Regions from separate parts of the Homo sapiens genome. Here region 1 is linked to region 2. Evidence: read pairs that join two places in POLR2A ChIA-PET (ENCODE). Cell type or tissue: GM12878. All regions are shown on one strand. Links, peaks and the distances in the headings refer to the core of each region. The heading gives the core; the rest is flanking DNA.

Evidence for each region. ChIA-PET counts read pairs that join two places held together with the same protein. Peaks named below come from ENCODE experiments on the same cell type or tissue, not always from the same donor. Only the 100,000 strongest peaks of a DNase experiment are listed, where the experiment ranks them.
Region 1: POLR2A ChIA-PET joins it to region 2 with 12 read pairs; 2 of 35 experiments call an interaction of 5 or more read pairs at or near these places.

The regions. Positions count from the first base shown.
Region 1 is chr3:63,959,865-63,963,650 of GRCh38, forward strand. All of the region lies in intron 5 of ATXN7 (ataxin 7), which reads left to right. Among named protein-coding and RNA genes, the nearest start is that of PSMD6-AS2, 42 kb to the right of the region's middle. RefSeq lists an enhancer at 549-1,048. In GM12878, for the core only: a CTCF peak has its summit at 2,144 (motif pointing right); no DNase peak of the experiment used is centred there; H3K27ac peaks cover 667 bases.
Region 2 is chr3:64,188,336-64,193,902 of GRCh38, forward strand. The region is part of intron 2 of PRICKLE2 (prickle planar cell polarity protein 2); the gene reads right to left. It overlaps PRICKLE2-AS3 (PRICKLE2 antisense RNA 3), which reads left to right. Exons shown (of 4, transcript NR_046702.1): 2 at 1,959-2,012. Among named protein-coding and RNA genes, the nearest start is that of PRICKLE2-AS3, 3.6 kb to the left of the region's middle. In GM12878, for the core only: no CTCF peak of the experiment used is centred there; no DNase peak of the experiment used is centred there.

The DNA of each region.
Region 1 (3,786 bases), core at 1-2,500, 230 kb before region 2:
ATGCATTTAACAAAATTTACTGGTGCCTAATATATGCTAGGCATTGCCCTCCACTGAGGTAGGAAAACAGTGTCTATGATTTCATGCACCTTATATTCTGACTTAATACAATACATTGTATTAAGGAGGAGAGAGAAAAATGAAATTGTGTGAAATCAGATTGTTTCAGGTAGTGATAAATGCTAGGAATAATGTGAGAGAAAATGACTGGGGCAGACCACTTTAGGTAAGGCTAGTTAAAGAAAGCCTGTCTCTGGAGTTGATGTTTAAACTCAGTGATGAAAGAGAGCCAGCCCATTTGAAGATGTAGAGGACAAGTGCTTCACATAGAGGAAATAGCAAGTGCAGAGGTCCTTAGATGGAAGTGGTCTTGGCAGAAAGGCCAGTGAGGAGGCCTAAGGACAGTGTGCAAGGAGGAAAGGGGTCCAAGTTGAAACTGGAGAAAGTGGGTCCAGGACCAGATGACACTGGGCCCTGCAAGCCATGAGAAGAATCAGGATTGGACGGCGCAGGCAATGGGAAGTCGCTGGAGGGTTTTGGCCAGGAAGTGTTATGATCACGTGGTTGCTGTATGGAACACGGGGCAAATGTGGAACCAGGGAGACCAGTTAGTGAGCTGTTTTATACTAGTTAAGGTGAGAGCTGGATCAGGAGAGAAAGCTTAGATTAGGATTGTAGCAGCAGGGGCAGAGAAGTGTGAACAGAATTAAAATCTGCATCGGAAATATAAAGCCAGCAGGGCTTGCTGATGGACTGGGAAAGGAAGGGAGGAGGAATGACTCATGGGGTTTTTGGCTCAAGCAGCTGGATGAATTTACTTGAGCTTATGGATCAGGAGGTTGTTCTTTCAGTTTGTATATGGGCATTTATTTTTAATGAGGTGCACTGACCTGAATAAAAAGTGTTGATGTATTATATTAAGTCTTTAGGCATTTTCTAAAGATTATAGAAGAAAATAATTATTGCAGTGATGCCAAGTTGGGGGTGGGGGGTCATTTTTTCTTTTCAGTTTTTTAATGTTTCTGTAATCTAGTCATACAAGCCAGGAAACAAAAGATACTGTGTGCACTTTCCTGGGACTTCTCATGTATTCATTGGGTAATTGTGAAAATTTATTGACTAACAAAAACCACTGCCTTTCAATTTGTTTTTAATTATTAAAATAAAATACATTGTAAAAGAAATTAAACAACCAGAGGATAAGTATGCAATCAGACTGAAGAAAGCTCCTTCATCTTACTTTTCAGGGGTACAGTTTGACATGTACTCTTGGAGGGTTCCTAGAACCTGGACAAAGTAATATTTACCAATGTATTTTTTCCCCTCACATAAAAAAAAGTAGATTCAGTGTGAATTTACATTTTTAACTTAATAATCTATCTAAAATATTTTTTCATGTTAATACATATTGTTCTGCTATAATCTTTTTAAGGACTGCCTGTTATTCCACTTTATTAATGTATTTTCACTTAACCTGACTCCTGTTGATGGACACTTAGATCTTCAGTGTTGCATTACTGTATACAGTGCTCTAAGGACCGTCCTTCTTTGGGAATGTCTGTCAGTATTTTAGCATATTGATTCTCCGCATGGAACCTGGTCACAGTGCCCTCCAGGTTTGTACTACTGTGATTTGATGAACTACTTCAGCAGTTCTGATTTGGGTTGCCACAATAATAAGGCAGTGAAAATGTGAGTTTCTGGCAATATCTATCTTTATATATATATAAATTGTTTATAATGTGTATATGGATCAAAACATTACACTGTACTGTAAATATATAGAACTTTTATTTGTCATTTATACCTTAATAAAGTAGAGGAAAAAACAGTTGGAAATTTTTTTTAAAAAGGCTTAATAAAAATTAAGTAAGAAATTATTATTTAATATATATATGAATTGTTGATATTCACCAGTGTCACTCTTGACTTGCCTGCTACATGTAGAAATCATTAGCTATTATAGGATTGCCATGCTTCAGCTTTAATGGAGATATTTCGGGATATAAATCCATATTTTATTTATATTTTCTAAAAAGTACTTTTCCTGACAGTCATTTCACAAGACTAATTTGTACGATGACTAAGATAAACACACCTGCGATTTCAACCCCACTAAGCTGTGATCTTACATATGACCAGAAGAGGGAGTTTTTATCACTTCTTAATGCTGTGGTACCTACTACCTGACTGGAATAATTCCTCTGATGTATGTACTAGTCCAAGTCCATAAAACAGACTGGTTTGGGAGGGGCCCAATAGCTAAATTTAGCTATTTCCCTCATCCCACATTTTGTATGTAGAAATCCCACTCTTGAGGTTTACTTCAAAGTAATTTTATACCTTTTCATCTTGTGCATTTGAATGTTAAAAAAGAAGAACAGATAATTATTTCCATTTAAAATAAAATACAAATAGCCCCTGATCACACAATATAGAGTTCTTGGTTTGTATTCTCTTCAGGTCACAAATAAACTTTGGAATGAAATTTGTTTCGTTGCCTCTTATGCTTGATATATTTATTAAAAAGGTCGTTAGAACTTCTGTTTTGTTTTTTTGAGACAGAGTCCCACTGTCTCGCTCAGGATGGAGTACAGTGGTGCAATCTCAGCTCACTGCAGCCTCCATCTCCCAGGTTCAAGTGATTCTCGTGCCTCAGCCTCCCGAGTAACTGGGACTACAGGCATGCACCACCACACCCAGCTAATTTGTGCATTTTTAGTAGAGACAGAATTTCGCCATGTTGGCCAGGCTGGTCTTGAACTCCTGACCTCAAGTCATCTGCCTGCCTCAGCCTCCCAAAGTGCTGGGATTATAGGCGTGAACCACCATGCCTGGCCTACAACTTCTAATACTGAAGATTTGTAGTGAGCTTTAGAGAGTTAAGATGTTATTTTGCCAAAGTGGCTAATAGGCCTTTTTCTGGGTGATTCAACTGTGGTCTGTTGTGCTACTTGAGTCTCAGTCTGCTTAGCCAAACAAATTAAGAGAGTGACAATAATCAAGATACACTTGTTTGATGTAATACCAGAATTTTGTATTTCTTTTTTTTTTTTTTTTTTCTTCTTCAAGACAGATTCTCACTCTCTTGCCCAGGCTAGAGTGCAGTGGCGTGATCTTGGCTCACTGTAACCCCCACCTCCCGGGCTCAAGCAATCCTTCCACCTCAGCCCTTCCAGTACCTGGGACTACAGGCACACGCCACCACACCTAGCTAATTTTTGTATTTTTTGTAGAGGCAGGGTTTCACCATGTTGCCCAGGCTGGTCTCAAACTCCTGGGCTGAAGCAATCCACCTGCCTCTGCCTCCTGAAGTGCTGGGATTACAGGTGTGAACCACCACACTCGGCCAGAATTTTGTATTTAATTTTTCTTAGCTACCTTCACAGTGCATTTTTGTAACACAAATTTTTTAGACCTGTTTCTTTATAGATTTTTTGATTGGCATATGAATATATGAAATATATACACCTATAACGTATTTTTATATAAATACACAAATGTAATCATCTCAACTATTTTCAGTGCAGCCTTTTTCTTATTTCATTGGCTCTTTCAACTTACCTGCCTTCTCTAACTGTAGCAGTCCATGCTACGCTATAAATCATACATGCTGCATTCTTAGTATGTAACTTAATATGCATCCTTGTATATTTTTCTCATGCTTCTAACTCTATCCAGGCACATAGAATCACGTATTTTATTAGTAGGGGCTTTTGGTGATAGTTTTACAAAAAAGTGGATCCTATTATGCACACTTCTGCTCCTTTTCTACTCAACAATACC
Region 2 (5,567 bases), core at 1,297-3,796:
GTGGCCTCATCTATTCCTAGCAATGTGGCTTTTCCATTAGCCAACAGTAATGGCTCTCAAGCTTTGTCATGCATGAGAAACACCTAAAAGCTTTGTTGAAACAGATTGTTGGGCTCCATCTTCAGAGTTCTGGTTTATTTGGTCTGGGGCAAGTCCCAAGAGTCTACATTTAACAAGTTCCCAGGTGATACTAGTGCTACTGGTATGGGAACCTCGTTTTGAAAACCACGGGACGAGGCAGACCAAATCTGGGTAATCAAGCCATCATTCCATGTAAAGTCCCAGCTCAAATGTCACTTCTGCAGAGAGGCTTCTCTTAGCCATCCAATATAAAGTAGATAGATTCTCTAAATCAGGGGTCTGTGTTTCAAATCAGGCCCCCTTCCTGTTTTTGTAAGTAAAGTTTTATTGTCACATGACCATGCCCATTTGTTCACCTATTGTCCAATGCCTGCTTTCACATTACAACATCAGAGTTGGGTATTTGCCACTGAGACTGTACAATCCATGAAGCCTATATTTACTATCTAGATCTTTACAGACAAAGCCTGTCAACTCCTTGCTCCAGATCATATCACCCTTTCTTATTGCTTTGTTAATAGACGTCGGTCTCTGAATGTGTCTTGTTATTCAGCTATTAAGTTGTCTGCATCCTTCACTAAACTGTCAGCTCCACAAAGGCAGAAGTACTTGCTTTTCTATTCACAGCTGTCCCCTAGTGCCTAGGAAAGTACTTGCCATATAGTTGGCACTCAAAAAATATTTGCTGAATGAATGTCACTATTGAGTGCCCAGGTACGTGACGCTGTCTGTACCAGTAACATGAGAGCCCCTGGAGGAAGTACAGTAAAGCCAGGGTAAGAGAGTGAGAAGAGATAAGGATAAACAGAGATTGTCGATAGGGAAACAAATCTTTGAAGCAGGGCCATGCTGCTTCCTGCAGTGGTGGGGAAACTGGAGGTGGGGAAAAGATGAATTCCTTAGTCACTAAGGTCAACCTCAGATTAGGAGAAATTTCCCATCCCTAAGAATGAAAGAGACTGTGTGACTCATGCTGTTCCCCTCCTCCAACTCACACCAAGTCTGCTTTCTTGGATCTGATTCCCTGAGTGGAGCAATGTGCATGCTCTTCACTGTGCATGAGGAAGGGGTGGAGGAGGAAAAGCCCACACGGGCACTAGAGTCAGACAAATGGCTGGTTCAAGTGCTGTCTTTGTCCCTCGCTGACTGCGGCATCTTGGTCAAGTTTCTGATCCTGTGAGCCTCAATGATTTCAATGGAGAAATAGAAGATTTTGTACCAAGGATTAAATGGGACTGTTTATTCACGCAAACCCTGTTTATTAAATGGCTAGCATGTGCCCAGCATTATTTTTGGTACTGAGCATAGAGTGGTGAATAAGACAATGTCCGTCTCTAACAGACTCACATTTTGGAAGGTAGTATGGACATAAATAAATGTAAGTAGAGTACTAGCTATGAATTTAACATATGGAAGATGTCACCTCTGTAGTCAAATGGGGGCTCTCTGTTGCCCTATGTGCACCTGGGGCAGAAACATCAAGGGGATGGATGATTAAGTGCCTCCAATTTTCCAGGGGCAAGCAAGGTAGTTGGACTGTCCTGCCTTCATGTCCAGGGATGTCTTGGCAAGCACCGAGCACTGCATGGGCTCCATTCGTGTCTCCCCAGTCTGCCAACACTCTCCCCAAATTCTTTGTGCACAAAGTTGGTACTGATTTTATTTCACTTCTGAGTTTCACTCAAATGAATACGTTAACTTCTGTAACAAATGAGATCTCTGCATAGTAGGCTTCTTCAGTAACAGCTCAAATACTGCCTCCCCAGAGACGCCGGACCTGACCCATCGGGCTAAATTAGCCAATCCCCCCAGCACCCTGCTCCACATCAATGATCTCTGAAGCTGTTTTTTTGTTTTGTTTTGTTTTGTTTTTATAGGATACATTAAGTGAGAAGCAACTTGTAAAGCACCCAGGAAAATATCTGACACATGTAAGAGTTTTCTAAATATTTACAATCCTATTCTTAACATCACTATGTTTTTTTAAAAAAAATCACAACCTGAAATTATCTTACTTATTTGTTTTCTAATTATTTGTCTTTACTCTTCACATAACTACAGTGCAGTAGAAACCTTAAGTCTCTTGTTTACTGTTTTGTCCCCAGCGCCCAGAACACTGCCTGACACATAGTAGGTATAAAATAAATATCCTTAAATAGGTGAATGAGTGAACAGAAAAAGCCCAATGGCCATTTCCTTTTCACCCAATTTTCTAGCATGCTCTCTGATTTATTCCTTGGACTCTCATGGGGAAAATCAAGTGGAATGCTGCCAAGAAGCCCATAGCCAAACCATTACAGACAGGTACTAACAAGGTTCCAACTGGCAGAGAGGCCAAATCAAGGAGCCTCTGCTGACCTGTTGATCCCCTAAGAGAGATGTGTAGAATATTCTTTGTGGGAAGACTCCCTTTGCACTCTGAGAAGCCTACAGAAAATTCCCCAAGGACTCATTCCTCCCAGGTCTGAGGACTGTGAGGCTGCAGGAGATCTCAGGCACCAAGGAAGGTGGGTGGCAGAGCTCAGTACTTCAGCAGATAATCCCAAAGCCTGCTTGGGGCATTAGAGGATTCAGAATCAAGAGGCTCCATCTGGGGCCCTGAATAACTTCCACAGGCTCCACAGAGCCAGAGAACTCCACTGGGACGAACTTGTATCTTTATAACAATCCCACAGCAGAAGGCCTGGGAAACAGAAAGGTTCCCATATTGGCAGAATTCAAAATTACCTTATGAAAACCTTTTGAGAAGGCTGAGAAGGACTCTAGGATTGCTACAAACCCTATGCTTAATCCGCCTTCTCCATCTCCACGTAACCTCCCTCTTTCCCGGAAGCCAAACGTTCCTTCTGCTCCTCTTTGAGCTGACTCAGGGCAATAGTAATTAGTTAGTCACATACTACTATTTCACAAGAAAGATGGGAAGGAAACAACTGACTTATTGAGCAACTTCTACGTGCAGACAGAGGGCCAGGAGCATTATAAGCACTCTCTCATCCATGGCCAGATCAGCCCTGTGATCTCCAGGTCTAATAGTACCGGCTCCAAAGTCAGGTTGTCTGAGATTATATCTGTCTCTGCTACTCATTAGCTGTGTGATCTTGGGCAAGTTATTTAACTCCTCTGAGCCTTGCTTTACTCACCCTACGGTGAAGACAGGAAGAGTAATTACTAAATAATGTTGGTTGAGTATTAAATGAGACAATGCATGCAAAGTGTTTAAAAGGATGGTGGGTCCATAGCAAGTGTTCAATGAGAGTTTAATTACTTTTCCATCATCATTGTCATCTTCATCAAGAGGAAACTGAGGGTCCCAGAGATTTAACAACTTTACTGTGGTCAGAAAGTAGTGGAGTAGTAGAGAGATTTGCCTGATTCCGGAAGCAAGGCTCTTCCCACTGGACCAGGCTGTTTCCTCCTCATGCCATGGCTCCCACTGGGCTCCCGAGATTCGGATGGGGACATAAATGGTGCCTGGGTTTGGATACACAGTGGGCTTCTGCCAGACCCACTGCTCCTCCCACCCTGCTCCAGACCCAGAGACTTGGAGCTGGTGGAGCTGCCTCAGGTTTGCTAAATGCAGCCGTTGGCAAGATGTCACCCTCTCTGGCCTTTTGCAACCTAAGCAAACTCTGAAGCAATTGGGATGTTCAGGGGAATCTGCTTAGAATACAAATCTTTAGGAGCAGCCGAGGGAACAGAAATAATTGATATGGAATAACCCTTTATGTCGAAAATAATGCCAAAGGCTTTTATCTCTTCAGTGTGATGCGACCTGAACATTTCTGGTTCTACAGAGGACCCCTGCCGTTGGCCTATCTCTTAACAGATGTTTGCTGGGTGCTGGCCATGTGTCAGGCACTATGCTAGGTGCTGGGAGGATTCCGAAACAAGAAAGCATGCAAGATTCCTGCCCTCCTGGGCCTTAAAGGAAAGTAGGGAAGCCAAACATTAAATAAATAATTATACCAATAAGTATCTAATTACAAGTTTTATAAGTGTTAATAACAAAAATTGCAGGGTTTGCTACAAAGCATGTAACTGAGGACCTAATCTTGTATTAGGGGCCAGCCAAAGTAGTTCTTTGAGGAGATACATTTAATCTGACACCTGATGGATGAGTAATAGTCACTAAAATAAAAGCCAAATAAAGAATTTTATACACTCCCAAAAGAGATATTTTACAGCTTTACAAGGCTCAAATCCAACTAATTCACCCCTGTCTCTGGGTAGTACTGGATGTTCTATTTTACCACTTATGAGACAATGCTTTGGAAAGCCAAAAACTAGGCAGTCACACTTGGTATCTACCCTTCATCCTTCCTGCGACAGTTTGAAGTGAGAGTTGAGTGTTCTGGATGATGAATCTAATTGCAACTTATTCTGTGCTAAAACATAGTTATGGTCAAGGTAAAATTACTAACCTTTGGAGATATTCATATTTAAGTACCCTCCATGAACACTTGGGAGCATCCAAAACATCAATGAAAAAGACATCCACTCAGGAGAAACAATCTGATGGCCTCTTCAGAGTTTCATGGAGCAGCAAGGACGAGAACTAATATAAAATCCACTTGCATCCAATGAAAGCTATCCACCCACAAGACATACCAGTTATGATCTTCCTGGAGAGTGGTGTAGCATCATGAATCTAAAACCTTAGAGAAGCTTACACATGACCACTACACCTCCAGAAATTACGCTTATGGAAAGGAGCAGGCACATGTATAAAATGCATAAGGTTAGCTGCTGCTGTCTTGTAATATAGAGGAAAGCTGCCAATAAATGCAAGTGGTCAAAACTAAACCCTCAGCTCCATGGTGCTCAATGATGGTATCTTGGCATTTGAGATGGGTCCATTCTCCTTTGCACAGGATCATCTGGTACTTTTTGGGATGCTTAGCATCTCAAGGACCCATGCATAGGCTAGTGGAGTCCCCTAGTCATTTAGACAGTAATTGCCCTCTCCCAAACATACATTTCCAAATGCCCTCTAGAGGCAGTGGTACCACTCCAGGTTAGAACCTACCAATAGAAAACTATCGAACCATTACAAAGGATAATCCAGATCGAAATATACTGATGCAGAAAAATGTTCACAATATAAGGCCTAGAAAAGACAGCTCAAGATAAGTGGAGAGCGTCATCACATTTTTGTCCAAATCAAAGCAGAAATATACTCCTACACACATAGAAACTTGAATATACAGGCTGATATGGTTTGGCTGTGTCCCCACCCAAATCTCATCCTGCATTCCCATGTGTTGTGGGAGGTACCCAGTGGGAGGTAATTGAATCATTGGGGCAGGTCTTTCCCATGATGGCCTCGTGATAGTAAGTCTCACGAGATCTGATGGTTACTATAAGGAGGAGTTTTCCTGCAAAAGCTCTCTTTGCTTGCTGCCGTCCATGTAAGACATGACTTGCTCCTCCTTGCTTTCTGCCATCACTGTGAGACTTCCCCAGCCATGTGGAACTGTAAGTCCAGT